Regions from separate parts of the Homo sapiens genome. Here regions 1, 3 and 4 are each linked to region 2. Evidence: chromatin contacts called from ENCODE Hi-C or POLR2A ChIA-PET data. All regions are on one chromosome and are shown on one strand. The core of a region is the stretch at or near the end of the contact, and the rest is flanking DNA. Distances in the headings are between cores, read along the strand shown. Region 1 overlaps WDR4 (WDR4 tRNA N7-guanosine methyltransferase non-catalytic subunit). Region 2 holds the start of LINC01668 (long intergenic non-protein coding RNA 1668). Region 3 holds the start of NDUFV3 (NADH:ubiquinone oxidoreductase subunit V3). Region 4 overlaps PDE9A (phosphodiesterase 9A).

Region 1 (4,764 bases), core at 179-2,678, 76 kb after region 2:
GTGAGGTGATGCCACCACGACTGGCCCAGGGGAAAGTCTGTCATCTCAGAAGGCCAGGCAGAGGCTGCTGGTGCTCTTTACGCCAGGGGAGTTCAACGTCAGGTTGAAGAGCGCTGGCTGAGAGGAGCCCTCACCCTCATGCAGCAGCAGTCATCAAAAGTGACATTCTCAGAGGGAGGTGCTAGACCAATACCACCACCGTTCAGGACCTCTTCATTGAGGACGTGGGCCAGTGGCCAACCCGCTAACTCTTCCCCCTGCAGGTCTGCAGAACCGGAGGCCATAGAGGTGCCGCCGCAGCTTACCCGTCGCACAGGAGCGCCACGCAGTTCTCCTGGCACCAGAATGCAATCCTGGACGCGGCAAACTTCTAAAAGGAGAAGAAGCCCATTAACTTCACGCCACCTGCAGGGGCCCGACGCCGGGCGCTCTGATCCAACAAGAGCAAGACCGAAGGACGCTCACGCCCCCACATATCAAGGAAGAGGAAACAGCACTGGAACATTCTGGAATCAGTGGGGAAAGGAGGGTAGCTGATTCCCTGTTTCCCAAGCAGATGACAAAAGCCCCCCAGTGGTTCTGGCACTCCCTGCAGGGCCTGCGACAGCCTCCAAAGCCAACAAGATAGGTCAGACAGTGAGGAGAAGAGGGAGCGGAGGACACAGGGGAAAGGAAGAGATGAGAGCTACACATACAACTGCCCTGTGAGCTCCCACAGTTCCTGGCAGAGGAAATATTAAAAATGAAGAAGAGGCCGTGCACAGTGGCTCACGCCTTTAATCCCAGCTACTCAGGAGCCTGAGGCGGAGGTTGCTGTGAGTCGAGATAGCACCACTGCACTCCAGCCTGGGCAAGAGTGGGACTCCATCTCAAAAAAAAAAAAAAAATTTTTTTTAAATGAAGGAAACTTCCAGGAACCTGAGTCCACGTGAAGCATGAAGGAAAAGGCCTGGTCCTCTCTTACACAGCTGCCTGGCAGGGGGCAGAGGCCACACCACACAGTTCTCTAGGAAATGGAACAGACCGTTTGGCGGGAAACTTTGCCAAGGCCTGGGCTTTCAGGGTGTCATGAGATTGCTCCAAGCTGGCCGGAGAATGCTGGAGTGGGCCTGGCCCCACCCCTGCCCCACCTGGCTGGCAGACCCACAAAGGTGCATGCTCAAGCACCTCCATTCCTTCCACTTCAGAGCAGGATTAGAGGCCTTCCTGTACATTAACTGTTTGCATGCAACAGGGAGACAAATTATTTCCCACTGACATGACGAGCCACCTTCAGAATTTGAAATACGAGATTTCCCTCACACAGGAGGAAGTCTGGCATTGAGAGCAAACGTTTCCAACGGCGAAGTGACTTTTCCACTCAAGTCAGGCGACTGCCGGTGTCTACAAGCACTCAGTCGCCCAGGAGTGAACAGAAGCAGCTACCTGGGGGGCCTGGGGGTCCACCAGCTCCTGCAGACTGGCCAGGTGACAGCAGTGCAGCTGGCGGCCGCTCCTGTACTCCCAGAGCCTCAGGGTGCCGTCCTGCACAAACCAAACACACAGGTTAGCACATGGTTGTGGGGCTTCCGTCAGGTAGGGTGACAGAGAGGACAGCTGCGTGTGGTCGGGGTTCCACTCCGTGACAGCCATGCCACCCACCCTCAGGAATTAAAGGCTCTCTGCTCTGACTGTGTAAATCGCTCATGCAAATCATCAAGGACAACGGTGGGGAACGGAAGGTGACCGATTCCCTGTTTCTCGAGTGCCAATATGCCCAGGCAGATGACAAAGCCAATGAGGCAGATCCTAGCAAAATAAGCCAAGGCCGCTAGATGGCCAGGTTGTCATCCGCCAGGAGGCCAGACCACATCTGCTGTGCCCGGGCCGGGCATAGACACGGGCATGCACACAGGTCTGCGCAGACACTTCAGCAATCATGCATTCCCACGGGGAGACACGTGTGGGCTCATGAGCTCGTGGCCACTGCTCCACTTCACTAAGAATGACAGGAAGGACATGGCCATCAGCAACCGTCCCACGACAACTGGTACAACCCTTCAGGAAGCCGACACAGGAACCAAGAGGCTCCACGCTCTAAAACCATCATCAATGGAAAAAAGCGTTTCTCTTTTTTTTCTTGGTTTTATCTGTTGTTATTTTTTTGTTGTTTAATTGAAATGGGGTCTATTCCACACTGCCCACTGCACTGCAGTGGCTATTCACAGGCTTGCTCCTGGCTCACTGCAGCCTCTGACTCCCAGGCCCAGGCAATCCTCCCGCCTCAGCCTCCGAGTAGCTGGGACTACAGGCATGAGCCACCATACCTGGCTTAAAAAAAATTCATTACAGCACTAATTCAGTGGAGAGAAATAAATCAATACTCATTAAATCTAATGAGAGAGTGTCTGTGCACTATTTGTAAGTATTTTTAAATGACTAAATGAAAAAGATGAAAAGTAAATACCCCAAACAGCTAACAGTAGATGCATATCCTCTGGGTGCCGAGGTAAGAGTGGATGTATGAATGCACACACACACGCATGCACATACACACGCACACACACACACCTTTCTACAAATGTGGCAGATAAACATGGAGACCAACACACACATCTACAGGCATTTCACTCACCCCCAAACCTCTCTACGAAGACAAGAAAAAGATGTTTAATAACCATGAACCCACTAAGACAAAGACAACAGGCAAGAAGAGAAGGCAGCCGCGGAGAGACAGCAAGGAAACCTGGGGGCTGGAGGCCAGGGAACAAATGCACCAGCCACAGAGAAGCCCGAGAGGTGCCAGGACCTGCCAAAGACCAAACCGGGCCAGGCAGCCTGAAGACCAAGGTGGTGAGGGGAGCTGTCAAATGTCTTTACAAAGAGAAACGGGACCTCCCTGATGCATCCTCAGCCCCAAACTCCAGGCCAGCAGAAGGCTCTGGGGAAACGGAGCCGAGGGGCCCCTGTCTCGGGGATGCCAAATACTCACTGAGAAGAGAGTCACCTAGCCCCTTCGCACTCACCTCCCAGAGCCCCAGGGGACAGACCTGGGCAAGAGTGAAGGCCGGGACACTGACCACCCAGAAGAGACCGACTGACCCACACGTTCTACGGAGTCCACAGGCAAGGGGCTGCTGCCCACAGACACCTGCTCTGAAGCCCCTCGGGCCCCACCCTGGGTGCACACACCCAGCCTCTGAGGCCGGCTGGTGCTGACTCCCATCACACACAGGCAGATGGCATCGCCAGACATCCGAGGAAAACCTCCAATGAGAAAGGCAGACAACACACTCCAGAGAAGGCAATCAAACACAAGGCCAGGAAGAAATTGAAGAAAGAAAAGTCCACGCTCATCTCAGTGAGATAAGAGACACGTGCACTATCCGAGAATGGGTGGCTGCAAAAAAGAACGTGCCGAGGGCAAGAAAGAACTAAAGATTCAAAATAATCCTAATAAAACTCAAGTCTCCACAGAAGGCTGGAAAGTAAAGTTGAGGCAATCTCCCAAGAAGTAAGACTATTCCTAAAGGAGTAGAAATACGAGATTGAACAGGAAAGAAAAAAAAACAGAGAATTATGGCCCAGCATGGTGGCTCTCGCCTATAATCCCAGTGGGCGGAAGTGGGTGGATCGCTTGAGGTCAAAAGTTTGAGACCAGCCTGGCCAAGCTGGCAAAACCCCATCACTACAAAAGTATAAAAAATTAGCGGGGCATGGTGGTGTGTGCCTGTAATACTAGCTACTCGGGAGGCCTGAGGTGGGAGGATTGCTTGAGCCCGGGAGGCAGAGGCTGCAGTGAACCGAGATCACGCCACTGCACTCCAGACTGGGAGACAGAGCAAGACTCTGTCTCAAAAAAAATAAGAATCAGAGCATTAAAGTGGTTCAACTAACACAAGCTTTAGAAAAAGTGAGCAAGAGGCAGGGGTAGAGAACAGAAGGTAATCATGTAAGAAAATGCCCCAGGTCGGAGGACACTGAAAATCACTGGCTGTGTGGCCAACTCCCCTCTGGGGCCCACCAAGTCACCTCAGTGGCTTTCACATCGCACACTGGAGCAGAGAAAGTCCTCCAGGCAGAAGGAGAGCCCAGCTGTCACCCCACGGACCCACGGCAGACAGCTGCAGGTTTCTACAGGAAGCGCGCGGGAAAACCCACAGGAGCAACCAGCTGGAGAGCACACTGTGCAAGGCCTCCCAAGCTCCGAGGGAAACCGTTTCAACCAGGACTTCTACGCCAAACTAACAACCAGGCCTCAAAGGAGATTAAAGGTATTTCCAGAAAAGCAAAGTCAGAAAACACTGACCCTCCTCGCGCCTTTTGGCAGCTACCAGATGACGTGTTCCACTCAAACAAAGCAGTAAGCCATGAGGGACAGATGGGGCCTGGGGAGGCTTCTCTGCCCGTGGAAGATTTTCCTCATATTATGAAAAAGACTGGAAGGTGCACAACAAACCGCTGACGAAGCCTGACCCTGACCCTGACCCTCTGGAGATTATGGCCACACTTTTCTTCTTCTCTCAGGTCGCGTGGCTGTGTGTTAATTTGAAGAGCAGGAACAGGAGGCTGTGAATGAAGCCCAATCAGAGAAGAAACATAGAAGCGGCCAGAAGGTCCATCAGCCATCCTGCCACACCACACAAAGGACCAACACAGACAACACAGGGAAGGACAGCGAAGAGGAAGGTGGTGGTGTGCGGGCAACAATTCCGCAAGAGGACAGAATCAGACCCTGTGAGGAATCCAAGGCCCTCACTTTGGCAAAATCACTAACAATCCTTC
Region 2 (4,579 bases), core at 1,413-3,912:
GGCTGCATGTGGCAGTGGAGGCTCAGGACAAGACAGATGTGCCTACGGCCCCGGAGAGCTCTGGGTCCAGCAGCAGAGGCGTTCCCCCAGGCCTGGGGGCATGCCCAGCATAGGGAGTGAGTGTGCAGACACAGGGTCCCACCCCCATGAGCACAACCCACTGAACAAGACGCCCCTCTGGGGTGAGCGGCACCATCTCCACCTAGGATGATGTGTTTCCAAGTGAACTCTCACCCGACAATCAGTATTAAGTCAGCATGAAGGGTAAAGATGTTTACAGCTGAGCCACATGCACGTCAGGAGACAGGAGCAGCAATGCCTGGGGCTTTCCACGGTGAGCTCCCAGCACACAGCAAGCATGTCGCCAGAAAGAACAGAAAGTTCACAAAGGGAGGGCCAGCCTGTGCACAGCCTAGCACCGTCCTGGGAGGCCATCATCACCTGTGCTCCTCTGAGAGGACAGGAAGATGCTGTTTTCCACTTTTTTCTCCCCAAGACCGTTTATTAGCAATTGAAGGAACAACGCATGTATCAAAGACTGGATTTGAGAAATTCCAACAAATCTGCCCCCTCGCAGTTGGGAGCTGGCATCGTGCAATCTTCGGAATGCAGCCTCTGGCTCTCCCATCAAAAGGCAACGCAGCCCCCTGTGATTTCAGCTTTGACCTTGTGGGTAATAAAAGAAGGAAAGAGGAATGTCTGCTACTGGAATCCTGGATGGGGTCCCCGCGGCCGAATCCCCCCTCCCGTCCCCTCCTGTGTCACCTGTCATGTCTCAGACTTTGACCGCCTCCCGCAGCTTCCTTTTATTCGTAATGTCTAAAGCCAACCCAAGCGTCTTTGCCGGCTGACGTCTTAGCCAAATCATGTGGGAAACCCGTGAAGCAGAACTGACCGCTGTGAGGGCTGGGAGTACACTGGGCATCTGAAATACTTCAGCCCAGGAAAACGTCCATCAGTGGACACCGTCGGTTCCCAGGTGGCCTCTGGAACAGGAAAGCAGTCACCCCCTCGTCCGATCCCACAGGAAACCTCATTCCACTCTAGTGGCAGTGGCTGGGGCTAGATCCCCCTGAGCCAGGAGACGACGGGCAGTGCCCGGACAAGGCTGTACTCTGTCCACAGCTCCTCCACTGTGGCTATGAGGGAGGTTTAAAAATCTCAGTCCAGTGGGGGGGGTCAGCCCCCTGCCCGGCCAGCCGCCCCGTCTGGGAGGGAGGTGGGGGGGTCAGCCCCCGCCCGGCCAGCCGCCCCGTCTGGGAGGGAGGTGGGGGGGTCAGCCCCCCGCCCGGCCAGCCGCCCCATCCAGGAGGTGAGGGGCGCTTCTGCCCGGCCGCCCCTACTGGGAAGTGAGGAGCCCCTCTGCCCGGCCACGACCCCGTCTGGGAGGTGTGCCCAGCGGCTCATTGGGGATGGGCCATGATGACAATGGCGGTTTTGTGGAATAGAAAGGCGGGAAGGGTGGGGAAAAAATTGAGAAATCGGATGGTTGCCGGGTCTGTGTGGATAGAAGTAGACATGGGAGACTTTTCATTTTGTTCTGTACTAAGAAAAATTCTTCTGCCTTGGGATCCTGTTGATCTGTGACCTTACCCCCAACCCTGTGTTCTCTGAAACATGTGCTGTGTCCACTCAGGGTTGAATGGATTAAGGGCGGTGCAAGATGTGCTTTGTTAAACAGATGCTTGAAGGCAGCATGCGCGTTAAGAGTCATCACCACTCCCTAATCTCAAGTACCCAGGGACACAAACACTGCGGAAGGCCGCAGGGTCCTCTGCCTAGGAAAACCAGAGACCTTTGTTCACTTGTTTATCTGCTGACCTTCCCTCCACTATTGTCCTATGACCCTGCCAAATCCCCCTCTGCGAGAAACACCCAAGAATGATCAATAAAAAAAAAATAAAAAATAAATAAATAAATAAATAAAATAAAAATCTCAGTCCAAAGGCTTTCACCGTAGTCTGTCTAAGGGACAGATAACATCGTCTCTCTGAATTTGGGAGGGGACTGTTCTCTGTTGGTAGCCAAAAGGGGCCCAGCAAGGTGCTAGGGTTCCAGTCTCCCTGAGTCCTCAGGCAGGTCTTCCCAGCCCCCACCCTGGGACTCCCTGCCCTGCTGCAGGGGAACGTGAGGGTCAGGGGTCCCCAGATTCCTGGGAGCTGGGGCCGGTGCCCTGGCAGAAACACGGCCTCAGGCAGGGTCCAGGGCCTGTGGGGGTGAGTCACGTTGTTATGGGCTGAATTCTCTCCCCAAAACTTACGTCCAAGCCCAACCTGGTGCCTCCCAGTACCGTATTTGGAGACAGTGCCTTTAAAAGGTGGTTAAGATAACATGAGCTGACTGGGGTGGGCCCTGAGCCACTTTGACTGAGTCTTACAAGAAGAGGAGGTCGGGGCACAGATGCACATGAAGGGCGCCAGGGAAGGACAGACCCTGACACACAGAGGAGTGGGGACTCAGCAGAAGCCAGCCCTGCCAACACTTGTCTCAGACTTTGAGAGGTAAGTGTCTGTCGTTTAAGCCCCCCGCCAAGCTCACACACACACACACCTGTGTGCCTCGCTAGGGCTGCCCCAGCAGACTCACACATCACACCTCCCTCACCACCGAGTCCCTGGGCAGCAACGTGGGCCCGGCTCACAAGCAGTGCTGGAGACAGCTTGAGCTTGGGTTGACTGCGCCAGCATAGCATGATCTCTCTCTCTCTCTCTCGCTCTCTCTAAGGAAAAAAAGAAGATAAGAACTAGAGAGTCAGAAATGTCATCTCTTTCTTTCTTTTCTTCCTCCTTTCTTTCTTGCACTCCAGCCTGGGCAACAGAGTGAGACTCCATCTGAAAAAAAAAAAGGAAAGAAAGAAATTGATTTTATTAACCAAAACTAGTAAAGGGGAAGTGGCCAGATAGCCATCCATGGCAACCACTTCAATTTTGGGGAGGAAGGCAGGGGTTTAAGAAAGGAAAACTTGGCCGGGCATGGTGGCTCATGCCTGTAATCCCAGCACTTTGGGAGGCCAAGGTGAGTGGATCACCTGAAGTCAGGAGTTCATGGCCAGCCTGGTCAACATGGTGAAACCCCGTCCCTACCAAAAAAAAAAAAAATTAGCTGGGCATGATGGCAGGTGCCTGTAATCCCAGCTACTGGGGAGGCAGAGGTGGGAGAATCTCTTGAGCCTGGGAGGCGGAGGTTGCAGTGAGCTGAGATTGCACCACTGCACTCCAGCCTGAGCGACAGAGCGAGACTCTGTCTCAAAAAGAAAGAAAGGAAAACGTGATAAGGAAGAAATACGAGAATTGGGTGGGGTACAATGTCTGTGTGTCTCGAGTGGCTGTCTTGGGTCCCCATCCACCTGGGTCTCAGGCTGGCATCACCTCAACAGTGGCCAGGTGGTGAACTAGCCACCTTGATGTCATCTGTGGCACTTTGCAGCTTGATCTCCAGGCTTGGTCTGTCTCAAGATTAGCCCCTGGAACGTCTAAGAAGGTGCATAATGAGATGCGTGCATAATGAGATGCGCACATACAGTTAGAGAACTGTGAAGCGGGTATAGACAGTGAGAAAGGCGGGGACGTGAAGCCTACTTTAAGGCTAAGGGAAAAGGCTTCTGCAGTTCGCTTCAAGGTTATATCTTAAAATCCAAGAGAAAGGGGAAAAAAAGTTAAGATGCATTTTGAAGTTAAGCTGCCTGGTTACAAGTGAAAATACATAAGAGTACTGGTTTTTTTCCGGTTAATCCTAACTTTTCTAATATATTTTGCTAGCAGATATTTAAAATCTGGTGGTTTAGCCAAAGAATTTGGGACAGCAAGACTATACAATCTTCCATCCGCTGCAAAGAGATGTTCGTTTTTTCTCAGCGTTTCTGAGAAGCTGGAAAACAAGGTGAGCTGCCGCCTTGGACACCCTCCTCTTAATTCTGGTTCCTTCCTGCTCGACATGGGGACGGGACAGTCCGACGCTCCCTCTCATGGGAATGTATTTGCAGACATCATATCATGGAAAATACTAAACACAAGTGTTGCCTCAGAAGCTCACGATGAGCCGGGTTCACGCCGGTGTAATTCTGCGGGGGCCGGACCCTGAATCTCATGCACGCGCGGCTGCGAAGGCGACGCAGCTTCTGCCTCTGAGCCGCCTCCTTCGATACATCCCGTGGGAGCGGGAGCCACACTGAGCGCCAGGTCTGCGGCCAGCCGGGTGGGAAACAGGCGCTGCTGCCAGCAAGCTCCTCCCACTCTGCTCACCTGCCCCGAGGTTCCCAGAAGTTCTCAATCAGTACCATGTCCTTTCCCCTTCTCGAAGAAAAACACTGTTGGCAATGGAACAGCGCATCCCATTATCCTCCTGTCTTCACCAGGAACAGGCTCCCCAGACAGCAGACACTGTTTTCCGCGAGCCGGAGGCAGCCAGATTTGAGCCCAGATACCGCCATGGCCACTCCTGCGAAACCCTAGAAAGCCAGGGACATATTCAGGGGACTTCTCTTGCTCCAAGAAGCCGTGCCTGGCAGTCAGCGCCTGCACACAGGCAGCTCCCATGGCAGGAGCATGGGTGGCCAAAGGGGCCAAGGTTCTCTGTTGTC
Region 3 (4,276 bases), core at 998-3,497, 110 kb after region 2:
GCTGTAATCCCAGCACTTTGGGAGGCCGATGCAGGCAGATCACTTGAGGTCAAGAGTTACAAACCAGCCTGACCAACATGGTGAAACACTATCTCTACTAAAAATACAAAAATTAGATGGGCATGGTGGCGGCGCCTGTAATCCCAGCTACTGGGGAGGCTGAGGCAAGAGAATCACTTGAACCCAGGAGGCGGAGGTTGCAGTAAGCCGAGATTGCCCCTGCGCCACTGCACTCTAGCCTGGGCAACAGAGTGAGATTCTGTCTCAAAAAAAAAAAAAAAATCAAGATGGTTCATGCCCCCTCAACCATAGGTACCCCACCTTTACCAACCTGGCCGGTGACCACGCCAGAGGAGGTCTTTTCTTTTTGTTTCTTCTTGAGTGTTGCAACTCCAGCAAGATGTCAACATCTGCCGCATGTGCCCGCTGGTGGTGGTGTGGAAGTGGGGAGCTCCAGGTCCATGAAGGAGGGTGACGTGGATCTTCCAATTCCAGATCAGGATCCCCAAATTTGTTACTAAGCTGTGAATTATTAAGCACACCTCACAAAGGCGAGCATGACCTTTTCCCTGGACACAACAGAATGAGCCTAGTGGTGAAGAAAAAAAAAATCTGGCCGGGTGTAGTGGCTCACGCCTGTAACCCCAGCACTTTGGGAGGCCGAGGCGGGCGATCATTTGAGGTCAGGAGTTCGAGACCAGTCTGGCCAACATGGTGAAACCCCGTCGCTACTAAAAATACAAAAATTAGCCGGGCGTGGTGGCTCATGCCTGTTGTCCCAGCTACTCAGGAGGCTGAGGGAGGAGAATCGCTTGAACCTAGGAAGTGGAGCTTGCAGTGAGCCTAGATTGTGCCACTGTACTCCAGCCTGGGCAACAGAGCAAGACTCTGTCTCAAAAAAAAAAATTTAGGCCAGGCACAGTGGCTCACACCTGTAATCCCAGGGCTTTGGGAGGCCGAGACGGGTGGATCACGAGGTCAGGAGATGGAGACCATCCTGGCTAACACGGTGAAACCCTGTCTCTACTAAAAATTACAAAAATTTAGCCGGGCGTGGTGGCGGGTGCCTGTAGTCCCAGCTACTCGGGAGGCTGAGGCAAGAGAATGGCGTGAACCCGGGAGGCGGAGCTTGCAATGAGCCAAGATGGCGCCACTGCACGCCAGCCTGGGCTACAGAGCAAGACTCCGTCTCAAAAAAAAAAAAAAAATTTAAACAAAAAAAAAATCTTTTGGCATTTTTTTTTCTCCCTTTAGGGACAAAGGATCCCTTCTCATGATTATCCTAAGATCTAAGGTTATTCTTTTTGCCTCCCAGGGTGGATGGTGGCAGATGCCCTTGCATTTACTTGATAGCAGACTCCTCTTTGATAAAGGCCTTTGATAAAGGCCTCATTCCGCCAGTTTATCTTGCCACCTCAATGAATCGCTAGCTGTGTCAGGAATCCCTACACAATCCATTTAAATGACTGTGGCAGGGCCTCTTCCCCTGTGGAAGCTGAAGGTGGCACGTCCATCTCCGATGAAATGCGAATGGGGCTCTGGGCACGCGGCGGAAGGCAGAGAAGAGGCAGAGAAAGAAGCTAATAACTAATTACACCGACTCCACAATTACGACTAACGTTGGGGACGAACTCTTTGCTAAATAAACATTTAGGTGAAACAAAGCTTCCATTTCCAATCGGCCTAACTCTGGTATTAGCGTTGGCAGGGGCCATGCAGGAGGGGCAGTGAGCAGTGGTGGCCGCGTTGCCGACAGAGGGTGAGGGAGCTGGGCGCGTGGTGTGGGCGCCGAGGTCCCGAGCTGAAGAGCTTTAAAACCTCTCAAAACACAGAACTATCAATCAAGTAGGACCAGACTGTGCCCCCAGGGAAGGTCGCAGATTTAAGGCTGCGAGGACAAGGGCAAAGAAGTGCGAAGCGTTCGGGTGGACATGCAAGCCGGCCCAGCGCAGACGCCTGAGAGGGGTGCCCAGCAGCCCCCGCAGGTCTCCGCCGCGCCCCCGCCACAGCGCCCAGGCGCCCGCAGGGCACAGGGATCGGCACCAGCCGGTGACGTGTCCCTCACGCTGCTGCCTGTGATTGGTGGTCCCGATCCGGGGCGTGGCCCCAAGGGAGGCACTTAGCCCTACTGGGGATGCGCGCGCAGACCCACGGCCTCTGCTCCGCCCCCAGCTGGCCTGTAATTGGCGCAGTCGGCCCAAGGGGCGGCTGTTCAGGCGCGGGTGCGCGCGCAGCTGCTGTGGCCCTGCTTGGTGCGCCCGCTGTCACCGCCATGGCTGCCCCGTGTTTGCTGCGGCAAGGACGAGCCGGGGCGCTGAAGGTAAAGGAGGAGCCAGCCTGGGCTGGCTGCGCGGCCCCGAGCCTACGTAGGGGATGGGGTGAGGGGGCGCGGTGCTGGTCAGGTCCGGGCCTGTCCGCGACCTCTAGCCGTCCTAGTTGGGCCGCTGACCCCGCTCCCTGGGCCCAGGACTGACCGCCACGGGGCCAGGCCCGGATGTGGCCAGCGAGCGTCCCGCGGTTCCCCCGAGCCGGTCCGCCGCCGCCGCTGCCCGAGGCCCAGGCCGAGGCTGGCGTGCCCCGTGCCGACGGGCGCTCCCGAGGGCTGCATGCCTGGGCGGCAGACTCGGGTGGACGTTCCCAGGTGATGCTGCCGCGCGGCTGGGGTCAGCCGCTGTGCGGCTCCCGCACGGCTTCTCTGAAGGACAGTGACTTCTCCATTTAGCCAAGAGAGGAAATGAGGGAACTTTCAGGGACCTGGTTAACTTGGTAACTTACTGACAGCCGTTGAGAAGCCAGCTGACATGACCTGACCTGTGAAAAGGAGAAGAAGGGCTTTCTTTTCGGCAAATAAAAAGCTAAGGCCAAGGCCGGGCGCGGACACTTTGGGATTTTGCCTGTAATCCCAGTACTTTGGAAGGCCGAGCCAGGCGGATCGCTTGAGTTCAGGAGTTCGAGACTAGCCTGGCCAACATGTCGAAACCCCGTCTCTAAAAAATACAAAAAATTAGTCTGGCGTGGTGGTGCATTCCTGTAATCCCAGCTACTCGGGAGGCTGAGGTGGGAGGATCCCATGAACCCGGGACGCGGAGGTTGCAGTGAGCCGAGATCATACCACTGCACTCCAGCCTGGGGGACAGAATAAATAAATAAATAAAATAAGGCTAAGACCACTTCACTCTCTTACAAATTTTAAAATGGCTGTTATTACAAAAGCAGTAACTATTCCCTGCAGAATATATATGCGTGTGTGTATATATATATATAAATACATATTATATATATTATATATAAATATATATTATATATATATTTATATAATATGTAAATATATATTATATATTTATATAATATATAATATATTATATAAATATATATTATATAATATATATAATATGTTTATATAAATATATATTATATATTTATATATTTATATAATATATAATATATATTTATATATTATATATAATATATATCATAATATAATATATAATATATATATATTTTTTTTTGAGACAGAGCCTCACTCTGTTGCCCAGGCCCAGGCTGGAGTGCAATGGCACCATCTCAACTCCCTGCAACTTCTGCCCCCTGGGATTAAGCGACTCTCGTGCCTCAGCCTGCAGAATAATTTAAAAGTACAGATAGGGAAATTCATTGACAGTCTACCATTACTCCTTCAAGCATCTAGTTCCTAACGATTTCTATCAGCTTTTATATGTTCACATAAGCACATGTACTCATGCTTACAATCATGAACATACACGTTTTCATGTTTATATGTGCACATACAGGCACCTCTGTTCTGTATCCAGCATCTAGAACATTGTACTGTCTAGCACTTAATAGGCCTTAGTGAGTATATGCTGAGTGAGTTGGCATAATATAAAATATCACATTTATATTGTAGACACTTTTGAAGCAGTTTTTATATACCTACATCATTTTAGTGGCCAGATAGTATTTCTTCTACTCTATTTTCTAAGGATAAGAAAACATTTTACAGAAAGAAACATAGGGCCTGGCAGGTGGCTCATGCCTGTAATCCCAGTACTTTGGGAGGCCAAGACAGGTGGATCATTTGAGGTCAGGCATTCGAGACCAACATGGTGAAACCCCATCTCTACTAAAAATACAAGAAGAGCCAAGCGCGGTAGCTCACACCTGTAATGCCAGTACTTTGAGAAGCCAAGGTGGGTGGATAACCTGAGGCCAGGAACTCGAGACCAACCTGATCAACATGGTGAAACCCCGTCTCTACTAAATACAAAAACTTGGC
Region 4 (4,357 bases), core at 475-2,974, 96 kb before region 2:
ACGTTGCACAGTCACCCTCGGCCCCTCAAGAGCGGTCACAGCCCAGCAAATGAGCGTCGTTCTCACGCACGTCTCTCAGGCTTAGGCTCGGTTGCATAAACCTTCCCCAATTTTATCCTGGCAAGGAGGAGGACAGATCCTTCCGGAACCTTTGCAGATATTGCCACCAAAAGTAAAGCCTTCATAAAAGTTTGCATTTGGGGAGGAAGGAGAGCAGATGGTGAAAATCAGATATCACTTAAGAATTACTCATTTCAGTTTACAAAAAATCTAGGTCGTTAAAGGTGACTGATAGCTTAAGAAGACAGGGAAAGGGCTTCATAACAGAGCCGGAAAGTCCAACAGTACAACGACACGCATGATGCCAAAAAGTAAAGCGTTCCTCACTCATTCCACTCAGTGCTCCGTAACTGATTCTCCACTGGCTCCTGGGCTGCAGCCTCATGAAGCCAGCTGTTCCTCAACTGAAAAGAGCCCTGGAAGCCCTGGGCAGCCCACTGGCAGGGTCTGAATATCATCTGAGCGAGGCCATCAGAAGCTGTCCCCAGGAGTCTGTGCTTGGGGGTCAGTCATCGGAGGTGCTTACTGCGGTCCTTTTCCATGGGGCTCGAAGCTTCTGCATTGAATCACGAGCTCTGGCCTCCAGCCTGGTGCAGAACCTTCCAGGGGGCATTGGAGTAAAAGCTTCTGTAGATGACAGCTACCCCTTTTTTGGTCCATTTTATAGCAGAGGAAATTTAGGTTCAAAGAAGTTGAGTTGAGAGTCCCAGGAGTAAGAAGCAGTCAAGGATCCCCCCAGGCCTCCGGGGCCGCCTGGGCTGCCTGGCCTCACGACCTGGCCCCATGCTCCTGAGATGGAGAAGCCCCAGGCCCATGAGCCTGTTGCCCTTGGCAAAGCCACTTCCCTTCTGAGTAAAGTCAGACGAGCCTGCCCAGTCCCAAGAGACTGCGATTCCGTAATCGCCCTCCCCTCGCCTTTTGAGGTCTTGCTGGTAGGTGCACCCCCTTCAAGCCAGCCCAAGGAGCCATGATTTGAGTCGGTCTTGCCAGATGTGTCTGGAGAGAATTTAACTCCAAGATCATCCCCCGTGCACTCTGAGGGGCTGGGACAGGATGTGGTGCCCTTTGTGCCCAGGAGGAGAAGCACCCAGTGGGGCGGGGTGGGGCGAGGACTTTATAAAGGCGTCATTTGCTGCGGCCACCCAGGTTGGAACACAGGGACCACAGGGCCCCCCGCCTTCTGCAGGACCACCCCGCTCATCTGAGGGAGACACTGTAGAAACACATCTTTGAGCAGTGGCTTCTAATCCAAGAAACCCAATAGAAGTCAAACGCAGATTCCTAGGGCCCAACCCGGACCCACTGCGTGGGAATCCCTCAGCCGGGGCCAGAAGCACGCTTTGAAGACACCAACCTCCTCAGCAAGCCTCTTGCAAACCACATCCTGCTTCTCCAGAAGCTGCAGATCCAGAATGTTCAAAGAAAGAGCCCTCCTTGCCTTCCTCTTCTTCCACCCCTGCCCTCTGCAGACTGGGGTTCTGTAGACCCCCAAAGTAAGTCCGCCACACCGGAAGGAAGTGAGTTACACAGGGGCCCACATGGGAACCGCTTTTTGTCCTGTCTTGGTGGGAAAATGGCCACGACCCCAGCCCAGGCTCTGCCACGCCACAACTCCACGGGCATAGCCTGGGAGGCCGCAGCGTGAACTGTGACTAGGGCTGAGGATGGTGCCATGGTAGAAGTGAGGGCCTGGCACCCGGCCAAGTGCAGGACTCCTCGGCAGTGGGGTTGGGAGAAGCAGCCTCTGCAGGCGAGGCCAGGAACCAGGACACAGGAGGAGAAGCACATCTCAGAGGAGGGAGCTCTGGGAGGAGCCAGCAGAGTCCTGCAAAGGAGGATGTGGGGGAAATGGGGTGAGGCCAAAGTGGGGGCTGCTGAAGGGGCTACTGCACCCGTGCGAGCAGGGCCAGGACCAAGCTGCATAGGCAGCCAGGGACACAGCCGATGCCACAGACGTCAGGAACCACGCAATGACACAGGCCACCTTTGACCGACCGTTACCCCTGGGGCAAATACCAGTGGGGATAACGGGCAAGGAGAGGTGCTGTTTACTGTCTTATTGTTGCCAGTTCAGCAGCCCACAGGAAATGGTGTTAGTCACAGAAAAAAAAAATCTGTTTTCTATATTTCACTGTTTCCAAGTAAAGAAAAAAGAAAACTAATCTTAGCTTAAAAAAAAAAAAAATGGTGCGCTGGGCACCGAAAAATAACCATCTTCCTAGGCCTGCGTTTCCCCCACACCGGGGACTTGTGCTGGAAAGAAAAGCTGCGTTGGCAGCCAGGAGCCGGGGAAACTGTCCAGGGAGGCATCCTCTGCGATGAAGGCGGGGCCTCGGCGTGGCCCGTTCCGCGCTCTGTCCAGCCCTGGAGAAGCCCCACCCTCACCGAGCTCGAAATACCCCCTCCCTGAGAGCCGAGACTCATGGCCGGGACCCCTTGGACAGAAGATGCGGATGCTAACCCGGCGCTTCCACCACAGCCCCGGCGGCACTGGGGAGCGAGCGCGGCCATCCCGCGCGTAGGTGGTGTTTCTCTGCAGGCGCCAGTTTCACCGCGGGCGCCCAGGATCCTCAACGGTTCTGTTGTGATGTGATTCCCCTCTTCGACTTCGTCATTCAGCCTCAGTCCCTCAGTCCCCAAATACCGAAAGGCAGTCTTTTTTTTTTTTTTTTGAGACGGAGTTTCACTCTTGTTGCCCAGGCTGGAGTGCAATGGTGCGATCTCGGTTCACTGCAACCTCCGTCTCCCTGGCTCAAGCGATTCTCCCGGCTCAGCCTCCCGAGTAGCTGGGATTACAGGCACCTGCCACCACGCCCGGCTAATTTTTTGTATTTTTAGTAGAGACGGGGTTTCACCATGTTGGCCAGGATGGTCTGGAACTCCTGATCTCAGGTGATCCACCCGCCTCTGCCTCCCAAAGTGCTGGGATTACAGGCGTGAGCCACCGCGCCCGGCCTTTTTTTCTTTTTTCTTTTGAAGTTAATGAACTTGAATTTTATTTTATTTACAGAATAGCCCCCATGAGATACTTGAAGACCCGGTGCCAAGCGACAGTGTTGACCCCAGGTGGTCAGTCCTGCCTGGCCCCTTCCGAGGGATGCGCCTTCACCATAACCATGTCACGGACAGGCGTGTGGGCAAGGGGGCATCGCTGTATTTTTCACAACTCTTTCCACTGAACACGACAATGACATTTTTCACCACCCGTATGCATCAACCAAATGAAAAGATGAGCCTGTGACATTCCCGTGCGTAGAGTTACAGCTTTTCTTTTCAAAACGAACCTTCAGTTTGGAGCCGAAGCGGAAGCACGTGGCGTCTGACGTCTCCAGGGAGACCCGCCGCCCTCGCTGCCGCCTCACCGCGCTTCTGTTTTGCAGGTAATCTTCAGCAAGTACTGCAACTCCAGCGACATCATGGACCTGTTCTGCATCGCCACCGGCCTGCCTCGGTGAGTGCGCGCTGCGGGCTCTGCCCGGTGACGCCACGCGGCCTCCTCGCCTTTTCGGGATGGCTGGGAGGGGCGGGAAGAGGCGCTGAAGGGCCCGAGGCACCGGCCTTCTACAAGGGGCTCTTCGAAATCAATCAATGCGCAGAATCCCGAGGGAGGCTCAGCCGCCCTCCGGGCCTCTCTGCCTCCACAGGTGATGGCTGTGTCCACAAGGAGGAAACCGTCGGGCTGAATTAAACAGAACCGCCCTCCTAAGAGTGTGGGTTTTTCTGCCGGGCGTGGTGTCTCACACCTGTAATCCCAACACTTTGAGAGGCCGAGGTGGGCAGATCACCTGAGGTCAGGAGTTCGAGACCAGCCTGGCCAACATGGTGAAATCTTGTCTCTACTAAAAATACAAAAATTAGCCGGGCGTGGTGGCGAGCACCTGTCATCCCAGCTGCTTGGGAGGCTGAGGCAGGAGAATGGCTTGAACCCTGGAGGCAGAGGTTGTAGTGAGCTGAGATCATGCCATTGCACTCCAGCCTGGGCAACAGAGCGAGACTCCGCCTCAAAATAAATAAATAAATAAAAAAGAGTGTGGGTTTTTTCCTCTCACTTCTTCATTCACTTTTGGAGAAAGCGGGGTGGTTGTGTGTGTTTGGTCCCCAGCCCCACATCACCCCATAGGTGCCTTTTCTACCCAGGGGGCTTGACCCAGATCAACACTGGGTGAAAGGCTGACTTCAGAAATGGGTTGAAAAGACCAGTGATCTGCCTTATCGAGTCCTCAGAGTCCCACAGGAGTTAATGTCCTAAATCAACAGTGTGTTCGAGCCAGTGAATTTTCTAATTATCAGCAAACTT

The links. Hi-C counts contacts between places; a loop is a spot of excess contacts on that map. ChIA-PET counts read pairs that join two places held with the same protein, here RNA polymerase II (POLR2A). Pooled maps may share reads with other maps.
Region 1: a loop to region 2 is called in a map of adrenal gland, with 2.7 times the contacts of the local background. The contact joins the enhancer-like site here to the promoter of LINC01668 in region 2. A Hi-C loop is called at or near these places in 1 of 168 maps with a recorded cell type or tissue (adrenal gland). POLR2A ChIA-PET finds 5 or more read pairs at or near these places in 2 of 52 experiments (H1 and SK-N-SH).
Region 3: a pooled map shows a loop between it and region 2 (2.5-fold over the local background). The contact joins the promoter of NDUFV3 here to the promoter of LINC01668 in region 2. A Hi-C loop is called at or near these places in 4 of 50 pooled maps. POLR2A ChIA-PET finds 5 or more read pairs at or near these places in 2 of 52 experiments (CD4-positive, alpha-beta T cell and Panc1).
Region 4: a map of CD4-positive, alpha-beta T cell shows a loop between it and region 2 (4-fold over the local background). The contact joins the enhancer-like site here to the promoter of LINC01668 in region 2. A Hi-C loop is called at or near these places in 6 of 168 maps with a recorded cell type or tissue (CD4-positive, alpha-beta T cell, CD4-positive, alpha-beta memory T cell, heart right ventricle and 3 more) and 9 of 50 pooled maps. POLR2A ChIA-PET finds 5 or more read pairs at or near these places in 11 of 52 experiments (CD4-positive, alpha-beta T cell, CD4-positive, alpha-beta memory T cell, CD8-positive, alpha-beta T cell and 7 more).

The regions. Positions count from the first base shown.
Region 1 is chr21:42,854,257-42,859,020 of GRCh38, forward strand. It overlaps WDR4 (WDR4 tRNA N7-guanosine methyltransferase non-catalytic subunit), which reads right to left. Exons shown (of 11, transcript NM_018669.6): 7 at 1,426-1,524; 8 at 306-370. Among named protein-coding and RNA genes, the nearest start is that of WDR4, 23 kb to the right of the region's middle. Within about 2 kb of position 1,429, at least 2 of the 41 ENCODE cell types and tissues checked have a DNase peak (open chromatin) inside an H3K27ac peak, as active enhancers do.
Region 2 is chr21:42,777,332-42,781,910 of GRCh38, forward strand. LINC01668 (long intergenic non-protein coding RNA 1668) reads right to left here and starts at 2,663. Exons shown (of 3, transcript NR_135517.1): 1 at 2,551-2,663; 2 at 766-986; 3 at 488-666. RefSeq lists enhancers at 155-224, 270-1,219, 2,171-3,120, 3,608-4,331 and silencers at 919-978, 999-1,048, 1,079-1,128.
Region 3 is chr21:42,891,062-42,895,337 of GRCh38, forward strand. NDUFV3 (NADH:ubiquinone oxidoreductase subunit V3) reads left to right here and starts at 2,248. Exons shown (of 4, transcript NM_021075.4): 1 at 2,248-2,320. The coding sequence starts at 2,273. It also overlaps a transcript of WDR4 not described here. RefSeq lists silencers at 1,735-2,034, 2,375-2,624.
Region 4 is chr21:42,682,752-42,687,108 of GRCh38, forward strand. PDE9A (phosphodiesterase 9A) reads left to right here. Exons shown (of 20, transcript NM_002606.3): 2 at 3,441-3,511. Among named protein-coding and RNA genes, the nearest start is that of PDE9A, 31 kb to the left of the region's middle. Within about 2 kb of position 1,725, at least 3 of the 41 ENCODE cell types and tissues checked have a DNase peak (open chromatin) inside an H3K27ac peak, as active enhancers do; they include CD4-positive, alpha-beta T cell, where a contact is called at or near this core.